Regions from separate parts of the Homo sapiens genome. Here region 2 is linked to region 1. The links are chromatin loops, found by intact Hi-C in ENCODE. Cell type or tissue: breast epithelium. All regions are shown on one strand. Each heading gives the region's core, and the rest is flanking DNA. Links, peaks and the distances in the headings are about the cores only.

Region 1 (5,845 bases), core at 1,276-3,775:
ATCATCTTGATGCACCTACATCAAGGGCAAAATACTTCAGGAGAAAAGAAGAGGGCAGAAGACTTCAGTGGAAATATTTAGGGCTTTCAACACATAAAGTATTTAATTTTGAAGACCTATGCATCTTTAAATTCCTAGGAAATGTATTTAGAGGAATTCTCTTTTGATAAATTTCTTTCTTAGATTATTGAAAGAACTCTATATAGAAAATGCATAGAAAGGGAAGTTCAAGGAAGTGGAATTAAAAATAGCATATTTAAGGAAGTGATTTCATTGACTCTACTGCATAGAAAAGTCACTAGAAGGGTCTATGGCCATACTACCTGAATGTGCCCAGTCTTGCCTGATCTTGGAAAAGTCACAAAAAGGAAATTCACCCATGGGATCATCGAGGCTCCAGATCTTTGGAAAAATTAAAAGTCCATGGAATAATCCAGGGAGCAACATGACTGGGTGAGTTCATAGAGGAAAGAAGACAATTTTGTGGGTAAGAGTGGAGAGGAGAAACAGCATTAGAGTAACATCCACTTTAGAAAGCAGTGAGTGTTGGGAATAATTTCCTTCTTACAAAACAGTCTGTCCATCTTTTGGAGGGGAGCTAACCGAGGGAATGCCTGAAGAGCAGGGTTTAATTGGTAGAAGACAAATAACTTTTACAGAATTCTAATCAAAGTAATTACCAAACATCACAGAAATTTCTCACACTGAAGGGAATTGATGGCACAGGTCTTTTTCTTTCTTATGAATCTAAGTAATTCTGGCCGAAATGTCACGGGGGAAATAAAAAGTCATGGTGCCCTAAGTTATTTTATCCATTCCATTAGTAACACTCTTTCATCAGCAGGGCGGGCCTTCAGAAAAGGGGTCATGCACCAATTATCATCTGTTGCACACACAACTTGCAGGACATTCCTGACGTTCCACATTTCCAGGACACAACTGAGATACTGCAAAAAACAAACCAGTTACTTTCCCTCTGCCCGCAGAAGACCCCTTGAACAGCATCTTACTCTTCAGCAGCTCCTATAGAAAACCAAGTTATCAATGAGCTCCTAAATAATTGGTATCACTTTTTACTGTTTCTGATTTTTCTCAGGTAGAGACACTAGTTATAGGATATACAATCTTTATTTTGATAGCATTGTTGGATTGACAGAAATTCAACTTGGTATGATATCATGCATGTATTTGAATTTTTTTAAATAAAAAAATTCCTAAATGTAATGATACCTTCATAATTCTGATGCAAGAGCCCTTTAAATTCTGTGTTAATGGAGAAGTATGACTGCCTTCTATGGTAATCCATCAATAATGAGTTGTTATATATTGAAATTTATTATGTGGAAAGAGTTTTCTTGCTAATTTTAATATCTTTGAAGGTAAGAGCTATGTTTAATTTCTCTTTCTTCCCTTACAACTTTGTGTTTGTACATGATAGATACTCAATAAATGTTTTTTAGTTAAATGATAGAATCAATCAATAAATGAAAGATTGAATTAGAGATGAGTATTAAAGACATAGACTCTGTCTCTAAGAACTTTAGAATGTAAATGGGTAGACAAGGCATAGTTTAATAAAGACGTAAACGTGGAATAGTAAGTGTCAAGCAAGTGGTACAGATGATAACTTTTAATGAAGTCCAGCAGAGGAAAGACCTCAGGGTAAAAGTTGAACTTGAACTATACATTAACAAATTAGTAGGAATTCAGTAACTCAAAAAGATGTTAGGATATTACTCGCAGGTACTCCTAGTGATAGAAGAAAAAACCTAGAGATGAAGGAACATTAGATGTGTTCTTGGGATTGTGAAGAGATCAGTTTAGGAGAGGAAGAAAAATAAAGGACATGGATGAGAAATAGGAGTGGAAGAAGAGATTGGAGTCACACTGGGAAGTCTGCAATGCCAAAGGAATCTGGACTTTATCCTATAGGCAAGGTTGAACTGTGTACAATTACAGAATTCATTCCATCATCAACAGGTACTTATGAATTCCAGGCAAGACGCTAGAGACACAAGTTAAGGACATACATAGACACAGTGCATGCCATGGAAGTGATAGGTCCAATGAGTGTGTGATGAGAGTGTGGTAGTTGAATCTATCTAGGCTGACTTAGCACGCAGGGCTGCTGGGACCAAGCCCTGCCTTTTGCTTTGGATATTCTCCACTGTTCCCAGATAAAGAAAATGATGGCAGCATGTAGACCCTTTTTCCCCACTGGAGCTGAAGTTCTACCAGAAAACCTTAGCAATGCTAATTATTAGTGTTTATGAAGGCTTCTGAATCTATCATAAGACATGTAGGAAATTTCTAAATAATTTTCAAGTTCCTCAAAAATCACAGGGAAAAGTTGCCATACTACTTAATACTTGACACATGGAACATGAATATTGTTTCTCCTTCAATCAGAACCTATGATAGAAAATAATTAAGATTTCTTTATATTTTAGTGACTTAAAATGAAAATGAAAGTTTAACTGTTAAAATGAAAACATACAGAGATATTTCATTATTTTTACCCCATATATGGCATGGCAAGAGCCAAAAAGTAACCAATTTAATTTTTGGCAATGTAAAGAATTATCATGGTATTTTAGTATATGTGCTGCTGAGGTGAGTACTATCACGGTATTTTAAATACACATGAAGACACATGCGTCTTCATAACTGTATGACCACAGTCTTTTAACTTTCAAGTAAGAGGAGACTAAATTCTACCATGTTTGCAGAGGAGGTACCTTGGCCCTCACTAGAAATTTAACTTTCTTTAAACACGAACTTCAAGCAAACGAATCTATTCAGAATTTTAATTTGGGTGGTGGGGGGGGGTGCTTTGCTTTTGTAAGAGAGCTTGATAATCTTTCCCTGTTGAGCTCCTCAGTCTCCCAGGCTCCGTGGAGCTGCAGGATGTCATGCACTTGGACAGCAGCCACCTTGGAAAAATCTAAGCAGGCATAACTTGGTGTTAATGACTTTGGTAGCTTAGAGAAATAAAAAACGAGGAGCAGGTCCTCATGCAAGGCCTACGGGGGCGAGGTGGTTTTCCTCTTTGCAGTAAGGTTTGCTCTTTGTAAGAATGCTCAGAGTTAGATTCCTGCTCCTGCTCCAACTGGTTCAGGCTGACAATTGTGAAATGCTTCCCTGCCTGTCCTAATCGAAGGCCCACAACCAGGACCACAGAAGCAACCTTGGTTTGTGATGGACCCTTGTCTAAGGATCAGGTTTCCAGCATCATTTTCTACTTGCAGGTAGTTTTACCTGAATTTCTTCTTAGCTTTCCAGCATTTCCCGTGCCTGGGCCTCAGACAACTGTCTTCCCAATAACCTATGACTGACCTCCTTGGATCCCTGGTTTCTCCCTTGCTCTGACCTCTGCTAAATCCATATGCTGCAGATCTTTTACCTTGACTACCTGGCTCCTGACAGCTGGTTCATGCTTGCCTCAGCCAGGAGTGCAGACTCATACAGTTGTCAGATTTGCTGGTTGGGACCTAGACTTTGATTTCCTTGCTGAGCTGCTCTCCACAGACACCATACAGCTGTAAGACCTTATTCAGAAGGTTATGGAGTCACTTCCTTGGGAAGTTTTCATAAGAAAGGCTGAACAAACTTGCTTAGATAGTATGAGTCTAGCCTTAGACACAACAGCAGCCTTCTAATTTTATGATCCTTACCAACACTCTTACTACAAACCATACCGTGCCATTCTACAAACAATTTCTGTAAGTTGCAAAAATTTCTGACAACCCTATCTCAGGTTCAATTCCAGGTCTCCCTCACATAAGATGTGTCATGTATGTATGGATATAGGTCTCACAAACACTAAAAGAAATGTCAATTTAGGGTAATATATAGAAGCCAAAGCAAAAGACACACAAAAAATGAAGGCCTTATATTCTTCTCTGTCAATATTTCTAGTTAGAAATCCCAATTGACAACACTTATCATTCATTTTACCTTTGGAGAGATTTCTGAGTACTTCCAGTCTCTTTTATTTGAATTATTTTGGCTTGCTTTTTATTTAAGGGATAGAAAAAAAAGGGGGGCATTCTGAATTAAGCCTTCCCACATACATCTGTGTGAGGGAGATAGGTATCCAACATTCCACAGGTGATTCTGTGGCCAAAAAGCTTCAAGAGGGGAGCATGTCTTGAAAACACAGACAAGATGAGTCAATATCAGACATCAGAGACCAGGAGTCCCCTGCTCATGAGCCCCAAGGCACTCCATGGTGGGATGTGAAGAAGCCCTCCCAGGTGAGGTGAGGCAGGCAGTGGGATTTGGCTGAAGGAAGCCTTTCTCTGTCTCCTGGTGTGCTGACTTAGTGCACAGGGCTGCTGGGCCCAAGCCCTGCCTTTCATATTGGACATTTTCCAATCTGCCCAGATAGAGAAAACAAACAATGGCAGCATGAAGAGGGGCCATCTCCAGGTAATTCATCTGACTTCCAACTGTCCAGGGTTCTCCCATCAGAGCTGAAATACTACCCGGCAGACTGGCCATCAGGCAGCCGGACCTGGATATTTCCTTCAGCAGTGCTAATTCCTAGTGTCTTTACAGGAATCCTGACCCAGAAAGTCACCTCAATAGGTAAGAGGTTAAAAAAGCACAAACAGGGGAAACAAACTGGGTGATAAAAATTCTTGAGCCCTGGGGAGCTCAGAAAGGGGATTTGGAGCACAATTCACACTTGGGCCAGCCAGCTCTGTTCACGCTGATAAGTTGTTTTTTGAGAAAAACAAATGAATTCATATCTGATAAACCAGCACATTGATAATACCAAATTCCTTTTCCCTTTCTAAGGCTCTGTCAGGGAGGAGGGATAGATTATTTTTGCTGTGCAGGGGCAGAGAGGGTGGTAAGATTTACTGTAGATGCTACACAATGAAATATTTTTTGGTTTAATCAGTTTTGCAGGAATTGTACTGTTAAATGTCCCTTATTAAGAAATACCTTTATGTCCCCGTAAGAGTATTAGAATGACAGTTGATAAAATCTGTTTTAAAAGTGTTCATTGTTCCCATCACAAGTAAGAGCACCTTGGTTGATCCCAGGAGAGTTTTGATAAATTTTTATGTTTTTGAGGGGTTAGACCAAGTGCTGTTCCTCCTAAATGGTATTTTCTATTGTATATACATGTACATAAAAATTATTCTCCATGTCACCATCCTCAGACACCTAGCAACCAGTGACCCCCTCTCAAACAAAAAAACAAAACAAAACAAAACAAAAAAAACAGAGTCAATAAATTAGCCTGGAGCTGCATTCTGAATGGTAGCTCTCTAGCACTTACATCCATGAGTACTTTACTACATTCGTTAAAAGGTAGAACGCAAGTCAAAAATTCCTGAATAATCTACTGGCTGTAAGCAGGACATATGGAGCAGAAAGAGAGCCCGGTAGAATAATTTTTTCTTCTCTCTGGGTATTTTGAAAATTAGTTTCTATAAAAGATGATGTTTAAGCTGGGTCTTAAAAAGTGGATAGGAAATAGGCAAGTGGAAGTACTCTTCCAAATACACCTAGCACAGTGTATGCATGCTCAATTATTTAGTCATGCATTTATTCAGTCACTCATTAATTCATTCAGCGGAAAAGCTCAATACACACTGAAGATAGAATTCTCAGGCAGATAGACTTGATTGTTTTCATCACACAAGATAACGTAGTCACTTGGCTACAGAGAAGTAGACAATTATAATACAGTGATCAATACTATAGAGGACAAAGAAAGAGAGGCAGGTGCTTCAGCAACAGAGAGTAGAAGGGCAAAGAAAGGTAGGCTCTGTCTTCTACCCTGCCCCCTTTTCAGCCCTTCCTCTCTAAAACACAGAGAAATGTTCTC
Region 2 (4,200 bases), core at 1,003-3,502, 330 kb before region 1:
ATAAAATATGGCTGTTGCCCTTAAAGTCTAGCCTAAAAGATAGACAACCTGAACAAATACTTTACTTTGGGGTAGTAAGTTCTGGAATGGAAGCTTTAGGCAGGGGGTAGATTTTCCATGTTTCCTAGGTGTGGCTCCAGCAGCTTGGGCAAGCAGCCCAGGCGCAAACAGCTCCGTACTGGTGATGGTATTGCTGGAACTAGACTCCTGGTCTCTTGATACAAGTCACGTGGGGCTGACCTAGTAAGCTTTGCAAAAGAAAATTTTACCAAGCATGCATGTATGCATGTAAATATCTATGTAAGTATGTACATATGTATTGATTTAGTACCTTGCTCTGTGTAGTTAACAGCTGCTTTATGTGAGACGCATAGACATAGACATTCATGCTTACTTTTTTTTTTTTCTTTTTTGGAGACAGAGTGTCACTCTGTTTGTTGCCCAGGCTGGAGTGCAGTGACACAATCTTGGCTCACTGCAACCTCCACCTCCCAGGTTCAAGCAATTCTCCTGCCTTAGCCTCCCAAATAGCTGAACATTATATTGTTCACCAGTAGTATCTTGTTCCAGGCTATTTCAATTGGAATTATTATTATTAGACCATCACATGTTTATAACCACTTACAGAATTTGATACCACTGTACCTAGCTAATTTTTGTATTTTTAGAAGAGATGGGGTTTTGCCATGTTGGCCAGGCTGGTCTCCAACTCCTGACCTCAAGTGATCCACCTGCCTCGGCCTCCCAAAGTGCTGGAATTACAGGCGTGAGCCACTGCGCCCAGCCAACATTCATACTTTCTTATCCTACATTTTTTGGGGGGCGGGGTACAGAGGTTGGGTGGGGATTCCCGCTAAACATTTAGAACCAACAGCAATGAATAATTTGAGTAATTTGTAATGTGATTGTGTTATTGTGTTATCTAGAACACTATACTCTAACCCTAAACCTCAAGATAAAGGCTTAGATTCCTTTCACGTTACTGTGTCCATGATCTTGACTGCTTCTTCTGCCACATCCCTCCGGTGGTGCTCCCTGCATTGCCACCTACCTGGGGTTCTCCTCGCCTACTGTGCTGTTTCTAACCATCATGCTTTTCCCTGAATCTCTTGAGTCTTTTTCTGCTGTGGACTGAAACTTGATCCTGAGATTCACCTCTAGTCCCTCTGGGCAGCCTCCTGGAATACTCAGCTGGGATGGGTTGGGGCTGCTTGAGGTACAGCTCCCACTGCCTCTGAGTGGCCCTCCATGAAAATGCCTCATGTCTCTGTGTCCCTAAACTGTAGGGTACGTAGCACATTGGTAGATACTTAGTAAATGTTTTGCTGAAGAATTCAAGTTTTTAAATTGCCCTTTTCATTGGACAACTAAAAAATGTGTATGCATATACATGTATACATATATATGTACTTTTTAATGTTCTAATTCTCTTGTATTGTTTTTCATGTAAACATAACTGTTTTGGATTTCAATTGATTTCGAATACATGTTTTGGAGAATATTAAACCCACCACGTTTATATTGTTCACCAGTAGTATCTTGTTCCAAGCTATTTCAATTGGAATTCTTTTTATTAGACCATCACATGTTTATAACCACTTACAGAATTTGATACTTTGGTGCATCCCATGGATTAAAACATACTTTAAAATCTGACATCTATATATTAAACAGTTATTGTAAGCATGATTTTGTTAATGGGGATTTACATCTGCTTTCCAATCTCTGTAGCCATATGAAGTGTAACTAGCCATTATATTTGCTTCTTTAAATATATATCTGGGAAATAAAACTTCAGACAATTACAGTATAAACTAAACCTGATAACAATTGAATAATGAATGATAATCTGTTCAGTTTTTCCCTCCTGTAGAATTAGATAGTTGATGATTTGGTTTAAAAGTAAAAATATTTTTTAAAACCTTGACTTTTCTAAATAAATGAGAATCTGCAAAAGAAACAATGCATATTAAGTACTGATTGTTTCTTGACTGTCATAATGGATGGCCTCTCTCTCTCTGTCGTTTTTAAGAAAGCCAAATTACAGGATAGTTAATATCTTAAAGGACTCTTATCTCAAATACTAGGATGCTGAGACATAAAGGGGGCTTGCTGAGATACTGTGTCAGTAAATGAAACTCAGCAAATCATAATCATCTTTGGATTCTCAGTCATGTTATGTAAGTGGTCACACAGATGGATTTTTAACTCTGATTTTCCTAAGTTGCTTTCCTGGCCATTAAACGGTTGGGAAGGTACTCTCGGATGCAGAATAAGAAGAATGCATTACTGTGACTTTAAGAAGGAAATTAAGTAGGGAGGGAAAATGGGGATGTTGTGACTGCTGACATTTGTGGCCTCCTTTCATTTGCGTAAGAGATGGACTGGCTTCTCTGTGGCTGCGGTTGCCATGGAGAGGTAGTGGGGGAGGACTTCCAGGAGGCAGCCCATGAGCGAGAGTCTGCCTTAGAGCTGCTCCTAGATGTGACGTGAAGGGGCAGGGAGCTCAGGTGTGCCGCGGCGGCACAGATAATGGGGATGGCCGACCTGTCATGGCTGGTAACGTGACTGTGCACATACCCCTGGGTGTGACGGATGTGTTTGTGCAAGTGCCTGTGGATTCTCTATGTGAAATGAAAGGATTGTAATGTTGTGTGTGTTCCCACCCTTTGATGCGATTTCCTACACTTGATGTGATTTGATGAAAAGAGTTTAAACAATTAAACCAAATGTACACCCTGGTTATAAAAAGAGACTAACTTCAATTGGCACGTTTGCATATAGGTAAATGACATCAATAGCAGGTCAAATAAATTACTGTGGGACTAATACACTCAGAAAAATCTAATATGGTAGGTTAAACTGTAACCAGAAATGACTGTGTTACTAACCTGGTATCATTGTTATACAGATATTACAGAGTGGTGTAGCTGGCTAATAGAAGAAAAACGAAACAATGAAAGTTAGAAGATTTTTTTCTGCATAAAATGTAGAAGAAAATCACTTGCATGTTTTGTAGATAAAATGCTTATATCTGAAGAGATGAATTTTGAGAATTTTGATCATTGTTATAGTATATTTTATTGGAAATACTTTTATATCAAATAGAAAATTGCTAACAAGTTTATAGTATGATCATTTTATGGCTTTTGTTGACATAAGTGGTAAATTGAATATGAAAATTATATTTGTCTTTTGTTTTCTTGTGGATATCATTGTGGATATTGCCTTTGTTTAAAAATAAATGTGATTGGTAATTTTAACTTAAACACCAAGCTACAGTTTAAAAAAAATTTCTAAGTAAAAATCTATTTCTCGTGAGGAAATCCTATGATGTATTAAATTTACCAAATATAAAGAAACTTACTTGACTTCTTAGTTTTCTGATGAAATTTGAATGAGAGCCAAGTATTAATATTGTTTTATAGTAGAGTCAAAAATAGTTTAGGTGAAATAATACATTGTCAGTTTGTTAGTCATTGACTGCTTAATGCATATTACAACTTATTTAAAGAATAACTAGTTGCCTAAGTCAAATCTGTGAAATGAATGCCAAATCTTTTCTTTTTAAAAGTATAGTGTTAGGTAAAATCTAGGTGATGGTGTTACATAGTGCCACTGAACAAATTTGTAGAATGTTCAGATTTACTTAGAATTTACTTAGAAATTATTACATTAAGTTAAAATATTTCAGAAATTACTTAATACATGTTAGAGATTATATATATAAAACTATTCCTTTAATGATAACCTTATTTGGCTTCCTAAACCTTCCATTTCTTTTTTATTTGGAATATTGTATAGTAAGTCTAAATTTCTTTACCTTTTGAGTACGATATTTAAATGTATAAACATTTATGAGTTATTAGATACAGATATTGATGTAATTAAACATTTCATTATTTTTCTTAATTTTTAAATTAATTCTAAGTTACATCTATTCAGCAAGGAAGCCAAAATTGGTTTTCTTTTTTTCAATTGCTCGTGCAAGTCAAAAGGCTATGGGGAATAAAATATTTGAGTATTTGTTAGACAATAAGAAGTAATCTTTAATGAGTGCCAGCTACATGCCGAGTGCTACTCTAAATATTCTTATTCTTGTTTTTTCTGAATCTCATGCAACTTTGTGAGGTAGGTACCATTTTCTCACCCATTACAGATGAGGTAACTGAGGTTTGGCTTATAAGTAACTTGCTCAAT

The links. Peaks named below come from ENCODE experiments on the same cell type or tissue, not always from the same donor. Only the 100,000 strongest peaks of a DNase experiment are listed, where the experiment ranks them.
Region 2: it touches region 1 in a loop (20-fold over the local background); 1 of 110 quality-filtered maps calls a loop at or near these places.

Annotation. Positions count from the first base shown.
Region 1 is chr6:12,389,737-12,395,581 of GRCh38, forward strand. It overlaps LOC105374931 (a long non-coding RNA gene), which reads left to right and starts at 5,738. Exons shown (of 3, transcript XR_926488.2): 1 at 5,738-5,778. In breast epithelium, for the core only: no CTCF peak of the experiment used is centred there; no DNase peak of the experiment used is centred there.
Region 2 is chr6:12,058,552-12,062,751 of GRCh38, forward strand. The region is part of intron 2 of HIVEP1 (HIVEP zinc finger 1); the gene reads left to right. Among named protein-coding and RNA genes, the nearest start is that of HIVEP1, 48 kb to the left of the region's middle. In breast epithelium, for the core only: no CTCF peak of the experiment used is centred there; a DNase peak (open chromatin) is centred at 2,440.